2 separate regions of the Homo sapiens genome follow, and region 2 is linked to region 1. The links are chromatin loops, found by intact Hi-C in ENCODE. Cell type or tissue: ascending aorta. All regions are shown on one strand. Links, peaks and the distances in the headings refer to the core of each region. The heading gives the core; the rest is flanking DNA.

Region 1 (5,000 bases), core at 1-5,000:
AACAGGCCCCTAACCAAGCTCTTAACACCCCAGCCCCCGAAGCCTGCTCTTTCCAGCTCTTTCTCACCTAAGCAAATGGCAGCACTATCCCTCCGCGCTGCTCAGGCCAGAAGCCATGTATCCATCACTGACCCTAACTCTCACACCCACACGGAGCCCAGCAGCAAAGTCTGTCCATTCTACCTTGGAAACACCTGGAATGTGGCCACCACTCCCACCTCCTGGGCCTGAGTGCCCTCACATCTCCTCTGGAGACTACAGCGCTGCCCGACTGCCTCCCCTCTGCAGTTTGTTCTTAGCATAGCAACTAGAGGGATCCTTCTAACGAGGAAGGCAGGCTTATGCTCTGCTCTGCTCTGCTCAAGCTCAAAGTAAAAAGTGCAGTCCTGGCCCTGGCCTGCAAGGCCCTCCCCTCTCGGGTCCCACCTGTCTTGCTGACCTCACCTCCTGCTCCCTCTTGCTTTACTCCAGCTTTCAGCCACCTGGCCTCCAGCATGCATGCCATGGCGTGCCTGCTGTAGGCATTGCTATTCCCTCTGCCTGCAAGGGTTTCCCTCACGCAGCCACGAGACACTCCTGTCTTCCTCATGGTCTCTGTCTGATGTCACTTTATTGGAGAGGCTTTTCCCAACTCCCCTGTATAAAACAGCACCCCCTGGCACTCCACCCTTAGATGTGTGCCTTTTTCTGGGTAGCCCTTATCACCAGTTGATAACGTTTATATTTATGTTTATTGCCTGCCTGGAATGTCAGCTGTAGGAGAGTGGGGGCTTTGTCTGTTTTGTCCCTGCTCTATCCTCAGAACCTGGAGCCGTGCCGGGAATGTAGCAGGAGCTCAGCTAACACGTGGAGTGAATGGACCACCTGCAACAGCAGACAGAGCCATGTGGAGTGAATGGACCACCTGCAACAGCAGACAGAGCCCTCCTTTGGCCACTGACTCACTGTTCAACTTGAGGCAAGTCACTGTCCCTCCTGCCTCATCTCACATGCCTCGGTGTGCATACCTGAGAGATGGGGGTGGGGACAGTGCCTCACAGTGTTGAGAGGTCTGTCACCATGTTCAGCACACAGCTGGGGGCCAGCAAATGGCAGGGCCCTTATGTGTGCTCTTTCTGTCCCTCAAGGCGGGCACCTGGCTCTGCCTCCCCAGCGCCAGCACCTAGCACACAGCCCAGCATACAGGGGCTTAATTTTGGGGTTGCTGGATTTCTAAAAGAGAAATGAGGCATGGCCGGGCACGGTGGCTCATGCCTGTAATCCCAGCACTTTGGGAAGCCGAGGCGGGCAGATCATGAGGTCAGGAGATCGAGACCATCCTGGCTAACACAGTGAAACCCTGTCTCTACTAAAAAAAAAAAAAAAAAATTAGCCAGGCGTAGTGGCGGGCGCCTGTAATACCTGCTACCCGGGAGGCTGAGGCAGGAGAATGGCATGAACCTGGGAGGTGGAGCTGGCAGTGAGCCGAGATCCTGCCAACGCACTCTAGCCTGGGTGACAGAGCAAGACTCCGTCTCAAAAAAAAAAAAAAGGGAGTGAGGCATCCAGAGAGTATAGAGGAATTTTTTGGGGGGTTGAGTGGGGGTGGAAGAAGGAAAAGTCACCTAAAAGACAAGCATCAATGTGAGAAGAAGGGTTCTCTCTCTCTCTCTCTGTGTGTGTGAGCAGGGTATGTGTGGGGGAGCGGGGGTGCCTGTACCACACCTCCCTCTCTTGGATGCTGGGAACATTGCAGCATCTTTCAAGATTCGGTTCAAACAGTCTCCAGAAAGCTTTCCGGGGATGTCCCTCGCTCGGAATCGCTCCCCTCCGGGCCTGTGCTCACCCCCAGACTGCACTCACCCATTTATTGTCACTGTTTCCCTGTCTGCCTAATTTATCTCTGTTTCCCCTTTGGGGCCCAAGCCGTAGGAGACACACCCAACAAATGCCAAATGAATGAACAAACAAAAAAGCTCCTTAGGTGGATCCTGATACCCCTCTGCCTGGCATCCCCCTGCCCTGGCTGTGATTGGTTTTTGTTGGATTGTTTTATAAGGGATGCTTCCTGACCCCGCCTCTTTGCTCTCCAGCATCTCCCTGGGGTGGTGTTGGGAGCTTACTCCGCCTCTGTAATAGGAATGTTTGCCTGGAGCCCAAGCTGGCATTTCTGGGGTGTGGCCAGTGGAGGGCAGCAGCGTCCCACGCCCGGCTGCCCTGTCTATTTCCACAGGACTGGGCTTTGCTTGCTTGCTTTCTTTTACAAATTTATTTCTTTTCTTTTTTCTTCCTTTGCCACTTCTTCCAGGAATGGGCTTTTCTTTAAGACCTCACTTCTCGTTGGGTCTCACAGAGTCTCACTCCTTTCCTGGACCCTGGATGAAGCCAGTGTAATCTGTAACAATCTGCTTTTACGCAACTAACAGAGGCTGATACCGAGGCATCTCCCATCCTTTGGTCTTCACAAATTCAGTTCACACCAGACCTCTGGACCTTCCCTAGTGTTGCCCCTGAGGCTTTGTCTTGCTTTTTTCCCTCTTTTCAGCGGCTGCCCTAACAGCCCACAGGTCTGCCTGATTCTCTCCTGCTGGGACATGCAGCCAGGGGTTGTAGGAAAACTCTATAGAGGAGCACGGCCAACCCTTTCCCAAGCTGTCCGGCCTAAGCCCAGTTCTGCAGGGCTCCCAGGGGCTCACCTGGCGGCTGGGATCCTCCTCACGGAAGATGAAGGGGCTGTGGAACTGCCTCTGCAAGGCTGCGTTGACCATGATTTTCATGGATTTGTACTTGAGCTGTGCAATCAGAGGGCTCGTCAGAAGCTGGCTTGGAAGCTTTTCTTCCCGTCCCCTCCCCAGGCAGCCCCAGGTGGAAGACATCCCAACAGCCGCCCCCTTTCCCTTCTTCCTTCCAGCCCAGCCCAGGGGCTCTACTTACTGCTTTTAGGGACCTCAACCACAGGTTCCCCAGTAGATGGAAATTGATTTCCTGGTTGGGGACCAGCCGTATATTGCAGTTGATGGAGACGACATCAGAGTTGCTGTGATTCTGAAAGAGAAGATGGGTCTCAGGGCTGAGCTGCTGGGCTAGGGGAGCAGGGGGCAGCAACACTGCTTGAACGACTGGGGCTCTGCTCCTGGGGGCAGGGGCAGAGGACAGGGGACAAAGAGAAAGTTGGGAGTGGGGGACATGTGCATTGCGTCTGCCAGGGGATGACTGAAGGACAAATGAAGGATGGTATATCTGATGCTCCACTTGAAGCTGTACATTGTGACCGGCCTGGATATATTCCAGGGACAGAACTTTTGTTCAACATTAGGGAATCTATAAATGTTTCCTATCACCATATAAACACATTAAGATAAAAAATTCTATGATCGCTGCAACAGATGCAGAAAAAGTATTTTAGGAAGTCCAACTTCTGTTCATGATAAAAACTCCCAGGGAACTTCCTGAATCAGATAAAAGGGGTCTTCATAAAGTTCATGGAAAATGTGTATTATGGAAAAATTATGCATGGATTCCAAAACTTTTTTTGCCCCAAAATAAACTCGTATTAACTTGTTGTAACCTATGTGAACAGGATCTAGTTTGAGGCACTAAGAAAGATAAGACATCAGTTTGAAAAGAGCCCCTATCTGAGCAACATGAATTCTGCTAAAATTGAAGCAAAAACAAACATCAAATTTATGGTGAAACTTGAGTGAAAGAACAGTGAAATCACTGATGCTTTATAAAAAGTTGATGGGGATGATATCACAAAGAAATCAGCAGTTTGCAAATGGATAACTTGTTTTAAGAAGGACTAGAGGGCTGGGCATGGTGGCTCACGCCTGTAATCTCAGCACTTTGGGAGGCCAAGGCAGGCGGATCACAAGGTCAGGAGATCGAGACCATCCTGGCTAACACAGTGAAACCCCGTCTCTATTAAAAAAATACAAAAAATTAGCCAGCCGTGGTGGCACGCGCCTGTAGTCCCAACTACTTGGGAGGCTGAGGCAGGAGAATCACTTGAACCCGGGAGGCGGAGGTCGCAGTGAGCCGAGATCGTGCCACTGCACTCCAGCTGGGTGACCGAGCCAGACTCTGTCTCAAAAGAAAAGAAAAGAAAAGAAAGAAAAGAAAAGAAAAGAAAAGGGATTAGAGGACACTGAAGATGGAGCTTGCAGCAGCAGATCATTCATATCAATTTGTGAGGAAAAAAAAAATCTTGTTCAGGCCCTCACTGAAGAAGCCTGACAATTAACAGCAGAACCATTAGCCAACACTATAGACAGCTCAGTTGGCTTAGTTTACATCATTCTGATTGAAAAATTAAAGTTGAGCAAAATTTCCGCTTGACGGGTGCCCAATCTGTTGCACCCAGATCAGCTGCAGAAAAGAGCAGAACTTTCAATGGAAATTTTAAACAAGTGACATCAAGATCCTGAAGCATTTCTTCAAATAATTATAACGGATAAAAGATGGCTTTGCCAGTACCATCCTGAAGACAAAGCACAAAAAAAGCAATGGCTACCAAGAGGTGGATGTGGTCCAGTCAAAGCAAACACAGATCAGTCAAGAGCAAAGGTTATGGTAACAGTTTTTCGGAATGCTCAGAACATTTTGCTTGTTGACTTTCTGGAGGGCCAAAGAATGAGAACATCTGGTTATTATGACAGTGTTGTGAGAAAGTTAATCAAAGCTTTAGCAGAAAAATGGCTGGGAAAATGTCACCAGAGACTCCTTCTCCACCATGACAATGCTCCTGCTCGCTCCTCTCAAAGGGACTTCAAAAAGTTTGTGGAAAAATGGAATTAAAAGGTAAAAATTAAAAATTAAATTTTACTTCTCAACATAAGCCCATCAAGTTCAAGACACTTTTGTAAGCAATGATACCAACCATGTAGTCCATTCTTAAATGACTAAGAGTCCTGGGAATGTAACCATGTCAATACAGTCCTTTTTTTTTTTTTTTTTTTTTTGAGACAGAGTCTTGCTCTGTTGCCCAGGCTGGAGTACAGTGGCGCCAACTTGGCTCATTG
Region 2 (11,196 bases), core at 926-5,925, 120 kb after region 1:
AGCTGCTTAGGGAAAAGTTCCAAATGGCTATGAATCCTTGGTGGTAGCCTACATACAGTTGGTGGGGAGTGGGTGGGCCTGGAAGGGGACTTCAGTGATGAGGATCAGCAGAGATACCATTTTTGAACCATATTAGAGGATTTTTAAGGCTCATTTTGTAGCTGACCTTCCCTGAGTCAGCCAGAGCCCATCACTGCCTGGGGAGGGTTATGATGGATCCTAGAACAATGTTCGACTTTGACCCCCAAAGTAAGCTCTGGAAGCCCATGGTGAGACAATAACACCCAAAGTCAGGCATTGTGGAGAAGAAACAGGGGCTTTTAAAATTCCCCAAATTCCCTTCTGCATAGCAAGAGCAAAGCCAGCTCAGCTTAGAACATATTTTTATCCTAAGTGATAGGAGCTGGGGGTGTTGGTGGAAGGGAGGGAGAATGCAAGGGAAGGTCCCTGCTGTTAGAAGAAGGAAGAGCTCCCCACTACAGGAGGGTGGAAAAAGAGGTTCAGAGAGGGCAAGGTTGAGAGGTAAGATACTGTCTGAGTTCTTCCAGGGCTCACAGCCCTGTGTGGATGGGCTGGGAATGGTGGGAAGAGCATGGAGATAGACATCCCCTCTCTGGGGGTCCACTGTGGGGTAGAGATGGGGTCATGGTGAGTAAGCAGAAAAAGAGTGAGACTCCAGGGTCTGCTTGTGATATGGAAAGATCCAGAAGCTCCTCAGCTAATGGCAGCTGAGGGGCTTGGCTGTCAAAGTGGGCAATGGGGTGGCAAAGTGACAAACTTTCCCTTCTTCCCTGCTCTCCACTGGGAAGGAGAGGCTGGGAGCAAGTCTTGGACCTCTGGAGCCTTTGTACACCTGTGGTGTCTAGCACTGTGCTTTTCCACAGGTTGCTTTCTGTTGGGTAGGACCCCTACCCACAAGGGCCATGTTGCATGGTATGGGCCTTCTCCTTTTCCACACCACAATACACCCACATCAAGAGCATACTGACTTCAAGACAGCCCCGATGGTAAACAAACAAACAAAACAACAACCCTGAGTTCTTATTATGATCAAGAGTTTGGGCCAGGGCTTTGCGGGAGGGACTAGGAAAGTCTTCACTCATTTGGGGCCCTGGCATGTATGTCTCCTCTGATTCTTCAATGTACTTCCTCTAAACTTCTCTTGAGAACTTGAGTTTGAAAGTTATATCTCTGTGTCCTTAGATCCTGAATAGTCAATATCTTGAGTGCTACTGCTGCTGCTGATGATGTTGGAGAAGACAACCTCCTTGAGTGCTTAATACATGCCTGGCACTTTCTAAGCATTAATCTTTGTGATAACTCTAAGTTCTATTATTACCCCCACTTTGTAGGTGAGGAAACTGAGGCACAGAGCCATGGAGTAACTTGCCAAGAGCACAGAGCCCTAACCGGCAGGGGCTAGGCCAATCCCAGGCAGTGAAACTCCAGGGCCTCCACCCTTACGCTGTGTCTGATCTCACTTTGTGTCTTTATGGGGCCTGGCAGATAACAGGTGCTCAGCAAAGATTATGCTTCTAAGAATCATCACCCTTCCTACAGATAGGTTATGACTGTAAAGCTCTGGTCAATGGATCTCTCTCTTTGGACTTGATTACTTTTTTTTTAGGCTTTCCTGTTAGTTTTGTCTACCCCATCACGCTGTCCAGCCTGCAGCTGGAGCTCTGGGAGAGTAGATGCTCTGAGGTCTCACCCTCAACTTGGCCTCTGACAGGTTCCCTGCCCAGCCAAACTGCCATCACCAGTAGACAAGCTTCCTGGTAATCCTCACATTGAATTCATGTGATGCATGGATGAGGTATCAACATCAGTCCTGTCCTGGAGCCTGAGGAGTGAACCCAATGATCCCTGAGACCCTTCTAGTCTTCAAAGTCCACACTGACCAGAGTGGTTTTAAAATATTCATCATCTTCTTTAACTAGTCTCAGAAAATAATACTCCAAAATATGAACATTCCCACTTTCAGGCCCATGCACACTCTACACACTTTTCCAGGGCCAGTTCAAATGATATCTCCTCCTCCAGGAAGCCTTCCTTGCTTATCTGGCTGAAATTGAACTTCTCTTGTTTGAACACCCAGCCCTTGGTTTCCCCAAGCCATTCACTCCCTGGTGCCTCTGTTTAGCTTTCCCTGGCCTTGGCTTATTCTCAGTTACAGGCAGGACCCAGATTGCACACACGCTAGGGCCCCACCCCCAGCTCCTTGCAAGCAGATGTCATTGTTCCAACATTGATTGATATGTTTAATGAATCCCATATTTCAAGAATGCAACTGACCAGACATAACTCAGGAGTGGTTTTCGCCATATAAGCGGAGCTCTGAGTCACAAATCCTGTGTCTTCAGAGGTCCTTTAATGTCATTCTCTGCCCCCTCCTCCTTGAGTAGCAACAACATTAACAACCATTGATTAAAGCCTACTGTGCACCCAGCCCTGTGTTAAGGGCCTTTCTTACAGTGCCTTAGTGCATCCTGACAACTTTACAGGACACGGAATTTGTGTCTCCATTCTTCACATAAGGAAACCTGTTGGAAAGGTCGCATAACCAGTCCAAGATTGAACAGCTAGCAGGGTGCAGAGCCAGAAGTGGAAGCCAGGTCTGATTCCAAAGCCATTGCTCTTAGCTTCCTGAGGTCCAGGCTGTCCCTAGCCCCTAAGGCAGCCACTCCTTCCCAAGGTTCTGATGCAGCCACCTATCTGGAGTCACACAGGAGTGCGTCTCTTTTCTTGTGGCTGGATCTCCTAGTGATATGAGGACAGTTCCTGGAGAAGATTCTCCCCTCCTGTCTAAACACACCTAAATGGGCTTGGCCTCCTCCCGCAGCTGGCTTCTAGTTGCATATTGGCCTGGTGGCAGTTCTTCCCCTGCTCTCCCTTCCAAGCCCCCACAACTCAATGTATCAATGATTGTTTTAAACTGTGACTCTAGGATTCCACTAGCCAGAGGCCCTTTCAACCATGGGCCCTCTGAGAAGCTCCTCTGTAGGCCGACAGGAGGGTGGACTTGCTTCGCGTGGTACCCGGGGACTGGGGCAAGCGGCTGCGGGATAGGGGTCTCCACCTGAGCTCCCTGAGGGCACCTCTCCCACTACCACCGCATCTGACCCCCACTACTGGCCCCAGCTCGGGCCTGGAGCCCACGCAGAAGGGGAGGCAAGGTTGAGCGCCCACACCCGGCCAGTAACCGAGGCGCTGGCCCTTGCCGGAGCACTTGGCCGTCTTCCGCAGAACAGCATCACTGGCAGCCGCCCCGCGTGGAGGGTGGAGCCGGGGAGCCCGGTGTGGGACGGCCGGGGCCAGGGTACCCTAGGGCGGAGAGCTCAGGGCTGGCTTCCCGCTCCCAGCCGCGCGCCCCTCGGGCCGGAGGTTCCTGCCGCGCCCCGACACCTGGAGTGCATTAGGCGGCGGCGCGCGTCTAGGCGACGGCGGCTTTCCCCAGATTATTGAATAATTGCATAATTCCGAGCGCGGGTTGGGAGGCAATGCCGGGTCCCTACCCCGGGTGTCAGGTAACGTTTCGGGGGTCCTGCGCTGCGCGACTGTGTCCCGCCGCTGCTGGCCGGGCAGACGAGAGCTAGCCCCCGCCTACCGGCCATCGCCCCGGGGCTTTGCTCTGTCTTTGGCCGGAGGCACTCTGCGCAGCCCTCACCCCCACCCTTCAGCCCTCCGGGGCCGCCGCGCCCGGCTCTCCAAACTTTGAGATGCTTCCCCGGAGCCAGGCAGGAGGGCAGCCAGGGCACACTCTCTTGGCGCTGATTCCCTTCCCCAGCCGGGGCCGTGCGCCCTCGGCGCTCCCGGGACACCCGAGTGCCCCTGGCAGCCGTGCGGGAACCCCGGCATGGGCCTTGGAGGCACCTAAGGCGCCCAGGAGGGCCACCAGATCTGGGAGCTTTTCAACTCAAGCCTCTTCAACTCTTCCCAAACACACCAAAGAGTCCCGGCTTTCAATAGCCTTCGCACCTCCCTCTTTAGCGAAACTTGACTGAACCGCTAGACTGGGGCCAGTCCCTGGGGGACCCACGTCCCCAAGAGCAGCTGAGGTCTGACCCTGGGAGGAGGGTCGCGTCCCGATCCTGGCCGCTGGATCCAAGCCCCGAGGGCCCAGGGAGGGACTCCGAGAGGCAAGGGGAGGCAGAGGGTGGGCACCTACCTGGCCACAGGCTGAGCGCCCAGGCCACCACCAGGCCCCTGGGCAGGTCCATGGCCCGCGGCACGGCGGCTGGGTCCGGTGTGCAGCGGCGGCGGGGGGCGGCAAGCCAGAGCGGCAGCCTCCTCGGCGCGGCGCCTGCAGCCTGCACTGCGCGGGGCGCCGGGCTCCCTGACAGCTGCGGCTCATTCAGAGGAAGTGGGAGGGCTCGAGCGGAGGGGAGGGGCGCCGGACACCACTCCGGCTCGGGCTCTGGGCCAGTCTCGGCCGCTCTGCCACCTGGGCAGGCGGCGCGCTGCCTCGACGCGCCTGTGCAGCGCTCCTTCTCCGCCAACCCCACGTCAGCCTCTGGAGAAAACTCCAGAGAACCGCTCCTGGGAACCCCCTCACCAGTGTAGCACCGCACCGCCTCAGTCAGATTCTGTTCAGGAAAAGTGGTTTTTATTCCCATTTCCCAGTGAAAAGAGATTCACAAAACTCAGAGGGTACCCAAGCTGGCTCAGGAACACCTGCTGGAACGCAGGTCTCCCTTGGCCAAGTGAGTGGATGTCCCTCAAAGGTCCATTCTAAGACATCCCCGTGTCTCCCTGCACCCTGCGGCTTGAATTGTAGAGGCTAGTGTTTCTTCTGACCCTGGAATACATGCAGATTCGCCTCCACTGCCACTCCCTGAGCCTCCACACCTGAGGCATTCCAAAGCACCCAGGGACACCGTGCACCCCCTCTTAACCTAACGTGAAGCTCTTCTTTGTAACCCTGCCACCTTCTTTCCCTCTTCTAATCACTGGTAGTTAAATTCAATGCACATTTATCTCAAGAGCTTTAAATCCAGGCCCCGGACCTCCACCGCGCTTGTGGAGGCTTTTCCAGCAATGGAGGAAGCCGAGGCAGAGGGTAGGAAGGCCAAGATGCAGGGAAAGCCACAGCAGAGCGCCCTTCCCCCACTTTCTCAGGAAAGGCTTCCTTCACCCCCTCTTCCCGTCCCCACCAGGTTGAGTCCCAGACACATGCTGATATTCCCCAGCCCGCTCTCCCTCATTTCTCTTCATTGTGCTTAGTAGAGAAGCAAGGCATCAATTGGTGTGATCATTTAACTTTTCTCTCCTGTGCAGACTGAAAACACCATCAGGGTAGAAATCTCTGGTTCACAATGGAGTACTCAGCCCCTAACACCCAGGAACAAAGTAGGTGGGCGGGTGGATGGATGGGTGAGTACAGGTGGTGTGTGGGTGCACAAAGGATAGAGTTTTCTATCTGGGAGGTATTGGAAGGGCTTCCCAGAGGAGGTGATGTTCAGTCAGGGCCCCTGAAGATGAGCTGGAGTTTGAGAAGACCCAGGTTCACATAAGTGAAGTGGGCTTGTGCTCGTCTCCCAACCTCACTATCTTTCGGTTGGCTATCTGGGTTTTACTTCATCTTCACCTCACCCATTCAGCCACAGACTCGGGGAAGGTGATTCCGTCCCTGGTGTGTGTGTGTGTGTGTGTGTGTGTGTAAGGAGGCATGCGGTTCAGGCTGAAATGAATCAGTATGTTGCCCTTCCCAGCCCATCGTTTCAGAAAGGGCAATATGACAAAAGAAAAAGTTTTTTTGGGAAGCAAGCTTTCTTGCCTTTCTAAAAGAGCCCCTAGAACAAACAAACAAATGAACTAACTCTCTCTCCTCACCTCTCCCACTCCTGCCTCCTCTCCCAGCCTGGGACAAGGAACTTTGTAGGCTCAGAAGTTGACAGGGTCAGGGTAGGGAAGGAGGATCTGGCCTTGAGATGAGGTGGACACTGGATGACAGAATGGAGGATCTTGTTGAACTCCTGAATGAAGCCACCCCTTAACCCCACTCCCCTTGGGACTTATCAGTTATACGACAGTGAGTCCTCTTCACTGAGTTGAGTTTAAGCCAGCTGAGTTGAATGTAGAACACCCCTACAGCTAGGGAATGGGCTGCAGCCCACATTCCTGCCTTGCACAAATCTCCAGGTGCATCAGAACGACCTGGAGCACGTGCAAAGAATGCAAATTCCCCAAGGATCAGGGCATGCTGGTGGGTGCCCCAGGCACCTCTGACGTGTGGGTGGTCTGCAGCTTGTGCTCAGAGTCTGCATGCTGCTTGCTGAAGGGGCGCACTGTAGTGGCTGTCCTAGCTGCGCTGCTGCTGGTCTCGCTGGTAACAATTCTACCATTCATTCACCTTCACCGTCCTCACAGGTGCCTGGGGAATGGGGGTCCTGAGGATCACTCTGTGTGCTTTTGTGTAATGTGGGAGGGTGAGGGGAGAGGTGTGCCCTCATTTGTTCTTTCAACAGATCCTACAGAGTGCCTACTGTGCCCCTGTGCTCTGTAGGACACACGGAAGGAGAACCCCACACTAGGGCAGCTGGTGATGGAGCTGAGGAGACAAGACATAACCATGTATTTATTTAATCATAATCTGTTATTTATTAATCTATTTAAAACCATTTATTATTTCATCACTATTAAACATTATTTAAATCACACCCAAGGCAGCAGCATATGAGTGACAAGTGCACAATCCAGACTCTAAGGCTGGAGAACTGCAGAGAATTTGGTGAAGGGCTTTATGAAAGCTGTGATTTCTGTTGAATAATAATAATAACTCTTTACATGTACACAGTGTTTTAACTGATTTATTTATTCACATGCCATAAACTGTGCCATAGAATCCAGTAGTTGTTAGTATATTCACAAGATTGTAAAATCATCCTCACTAATTTCACAATATTTTTATCACCCCAAAAAGAAGCCCTGTAACCATGAGCAGTCACTCCCCATTCCTTCCCACCAGTCCCTGGCAACCACAAATCTATTTCTATGGATTTGCCTATTCTGGACGTTGCATATAAATGAAATCATATAATACGTGACCTTTTGAGTCTGGCTTCTTTCCCTTAGCATGATGTTTCCAAGGTTCATCCATGTTGCAACATGTATCAGTATTTCATTCCTTTTTATTGCCAAGTAACATTCCATTGTATGGATCTACCCCCTTTTGTTTATCCATTCATCAGGTGAGGCTTATTTAGGTGTTTCCACTTTAGGTTATTGTGAATAATGTGGCTATGAACACTTGTGCTGCCGGTCTTGCTGGTAGCAGTTCTACCATCCATTAACATAGCATAATGTTAGCATAATGTTCATACAAGTTTTTGTATGAATGTATGTTTTCAGTTCTCTTGGGTATACACCTAGGAGTGGAATTGCTGATCATATAGTAATTTTATGTTTAATCATTTGAGGAACTGCCAAACTATTTTCCACAGTTGCTACATCATTTTAGATTCCTACCAACAATGTACAAGTGCTATGTATAGTGTTTTACTATTTTTGAAATCCCTTTCATATCCATGATCTAATTTAATACTCATCTTGTACAAAATTGTATTTATTTTTTATAGTAAAGAGATTGTATAGTTGAAGATTCTTTCACTTGCAAGTGACAGAAATTCAACACAATCAAACTGAAGCAGAAAATAGAATGTAAAAGGTCATGTAACTAGGAAGTGCAAAGGTGTTCTGTCTGCAGGTGTGGCTGGATCAAGGGTCTCAAATCAATGTTACTGCTCTCTCTCTGTCTTCTCTTAGTTTTGCTTCACTCCATTTTCCTTTCCTGCAGCAGAAGAGTTTCTCTGACTGTCTAGCAGTCCCAAGCTTATACTTCATAGATTCTGAAGGGAGAGAGACAGCCTTCCTTTAGTAGATCCAGCAGAAAAGTCTAGGGCTTTGGTTCATGCCCACCCCTGAACCAGTCCTAGTGTCTGGAGGATATGGTGCTATAATTAGCTCAGTTTGGGACACACACCCAGCCCCATGACTTGGGAAGAGAAAGGCGCCATGACTGACAGCCCCATCAAAACCACATATTACAGGAGAGGACTTTCCTAAAGGAACCAGAAAAAGTGGGATGGCAAAGTATACTGGACAGACAAATCCATGGTTACTAAAAAATCTAAGCTCAAAGTAGCAATAGATTCACGCAAGATTCCACATCATCTATGAGGCAGAACTGAGATTGGAACCCAGCATTCTGAAAGCAGATTGAGTATTAATCCCAACATCCCAACTGGGTGGAGGGAGCGGGTATTTCAGGCCAAGACTGCATGAGCATGGTCAGCTCAGAGACAGGTCCTATTGGCAACTTCTGTGGCTCCCAAGATTTCAGTCTGAGCATGCTCCTCTGGGAGGACCTTGGCTTCTCTATGGAGGGAGAACGAGCAGTGGTCTGGAGTACTGATGACAGAGGCCTTGGCTCAGTTAGGACCAATGCTTTTTTTTTTTTTTTTTTTTTGAGATGGAGTCTTGCTCTGTCACCCAGGCTGGAGTGCAGTGGTGCAATCTCAGCTCACTGCAACCTCTTCCTCCTGGGTTCAAGTGATTCTCCTGCCTCAGCTCCCCAAGTAGCTGGGATTACAGGCGCCCGCCACCATGCCTGGCTGATTTGTGTGTGTGTGTGTGTGTGTGTCTGTATCTTTTTTTTTTTTTTAAGTAGAGATAGGGTTTCACCATGTTGGCCAGGCTGGTCTCCAACTTCTGACCTCAAGTGATCCACCTGCCTTGGCCTCCCAAAATGCTGGGATTATAGGCAGGAGCCACCATGCCTGGCCACAATGCACTCTTCTTCCAGAAAAGTTATTGGGGTGCCCTGATCTGCACTCATTTCAGAGAGGTGCCTCTCTCTTTCTACTCTTTCTCTGAGTTTTTCACCACTTTGACCTTGGGTGATCAATTGTCCTGGTTTGCCTGGGACTAAGAGGTTTTCTAGAATATAGGACTTCAGTGTCAACACTGGGGGACAATCTCTGACAAACTGGGATGAACTGGTCTCCCTGTGTCTATCTTGGGCCTTCTGTCTCACTTTCTCCAACTTTCTTTTCCAATACTCCCCACTCTCTCCCACTCTCTGGTTATTTCTCTCCACCCTTCTCTGTCCTGCTCCCAGGTACCTCCAATGCAGCCAGTCTCCATAATCAGCCTGGGGGCTCCACCTTGAGGCACTCCCTGGCTTCTAGGCTCCTTTCTGCCCTTGCGGTCCCCCTCATGGATCCCACCTCCTCTCTGTACTATCAGTTGGTTTGTGCTTAGGAAATGCAAACTTTTTTTCAAAGATAAGCGTAAGCAAGCTTACAGTTACTGAGAAGGCACATCTTCTGCCAAAAAGTGATATAATAAATCCCAAAGGGAAAAGGAAAAAAAAAAGTAAAAAAAAAAAGCCACCAGATTGCCTTGTTATCTGCTGTTTGAATGATGCATGCCACCGTTTTGGACCAATGACTTCTGTGATAGGAAGTGGCTGCATTTGTCATGCACAAGTGTGCTTAGAGGGTGTCCCTTGGTTTTTATTTGTCATGCCAGGTCTCATCCCCACCAACAAAGTGAAGCAGGTTAACTTTGAAGAAGTGTGTTTACACCAGTAGTGTATGTTTGTCCCAGCCACTTTCCGCTTCAAAGTCTAATCCGAAATGTTAGAGCCGGGTGGATGCTGCCATTCTTCCTAATCCTGTGCCTGCGGGTCAGTGACTGGAATTTCTACAAGGATCAAGCCCTGTACACAACCTATACTGAATCTAGAAAGTTATTTTGTGATCTCCATTTCTCAAGCCACAAGTATATACAGCATTTGCAGTAAAGATATCAAAGGGAAGGAGCATGGCCACAGCACAGACAGACACGCAGGATGGATAAGGAAACATCTCTTTGAAGAAAAAGTATGTCAAAGGGTATGAGAGAATAGAAATTGCTTTAAAAGTCTAGAGGTGTCAGTGGATGTTCCAGCTGAGAGGTCATTTCTGATGGGGTTTAGCTGGGCTAAACCCTTGACATTGGACCGGACTGGAAGAGCCACATCAGAATTGAATGTCACTACAGCGATGTGAAGAATACCTTTAACTGAGAAGTTAATATGGGCTAACTGCAACTCTTGCATCATTTCGTTTAGTCCTCAGCACCACCCAGGGGGTTTCCAGGACTTCCATCCTGGTCCTGGGCTGGGCTGAGATGTCTGAGAGAAGCCATGAAAGTGAAGGTCTGGATGCAGTGCACAGGGGTAAAGAGGACAGTCTTGGGAAGCAGTCATGACGTGAAACAAGACATGCAGCAGAGTGAGGAATTCCCACAGTGCATAGGGTTCACGGCCAAGGGTGCAACTTGGTAAGGGAGCAGGAGTTGAGCCATTCTATTAATGCATTTACCAGACACTCTCCTGGGGTTAGAGTGACAAACCAGATGTGTTATTGCCTCTCCACAAAGCTCCTAATCTAGGAGAGGAGACAAACATGAACGGTAATAATCAAAACAACACCTCCCATTTATTGATCACTTATGGAGCTGGATGCTTTCCTCACATTTCCTTTAATCTTCATGACAGCCCTACAAAGTGGTGCAATTATACCTGCCTTTTACAGAGGAAGAACTTGAGGATCAGAGAGGTAAGGTTTCAGAACTTGTAAAAGGAAGACCCAGGATTTGAACCTGGTCTTGCCTGATTCCAGATCCCAAGCTCCTAACCACTTGGTTTCGTTGCTTTTTGGCACTGGATGGTAAATGGGACTGTGAGAAGGGCTAAAATAGAAGTGTGAACAGAGAGCCAGAGAAGCACATAGGAGGGCCAGAGAAGGAGGTCACCTCAGAGTGGGCCTTGGTAATAGGAGTTTTTCAGAGGTGACGTGAACATTCTAAGTAGAGGAAATGCAAGCCTACCAGAGTCTGTGCAAAAGAGTCAGCATTTGAGCTGTTTCCAGGGAGTGAGGAATAGTCAGAGGTGGCAGAAGTGTGAGAACAGCGTAAACCCAAGTCTCAGGTTCCCGCCCCTTTAAGGGTAAGCTCCCTCTGGTGTATTTGGAGAAAGGGAGTTTGCCTCATGATTCCTAACTCCTGACTTCCTTGGAAGCCACTTCTTTGGTCTAAGTCTGGTCAACTATTAAGTCTCTCCATTGGCAGAGGAGGCAATGTGCACATTTGCCCCCTCTCTTTCAGTGGGCTTTCAGTGGGCATGATGGGAACACACACACACACACACAC

What was found. Peaks named below come from ENCODE experiments on the same cell type or tissue, not always from the same donor. Only the 100,000 strongest peaks of a DNase experiment are listed, where the experiment ranks them.
Region 2: it touches region 1 in a loop (2.3-fold over the local background); 5 of 110 quality-filtered maps call a loop at or near these places.

Annotation. Positions count from the first base shown.
Region 1 is chr15:68,304,673-68,309,672 of GRCh38, forward strand. It overlaps ITGA11 (integrin subunit alpha 11), which reads right to left. Exons shown (of 30, transcript NM_001004439.2): 27 at 2,914-3,024; 28 at 2,676-2,771. Among named protein-coding and RNA genes, the nearest start is that of FEM1B, 29 kb to the left of the region's middle. RefSeq lists a silencer at 2,121-2,210. In ascending aorta, for the core only: a CTCF peak has its summit at 2,183 (motif pointing right); DNase peaks (open chromatin) are centred at 229, 859, 1,722 and 2,129; H3K27ac peaks cover 4,524 bases.
Region 2 is chr15:68,427,847-68,439,042 of GRCh38, forward strand. ITGA11 (integrin subunit alpha 11) reads right to left here and starts at 4,317. Exons shown (of 30, transcript NM_001004439.2): 1 at 4,169-4,317. The coding sequence starts at 4,220. RefSeq lists an enhancer at 2,718-3,477 and a silencer at 6,024-6,318. In ascending aorta, for the core only: a CTCF peak has its summit at 3,151; DNase peaks (open chromatin) are centred at 2,735, 3,185, 4,112 and 4,375; H3K4me3 peaks cover 3,923 bases; H3K27ac peaks cover 4,052 bases.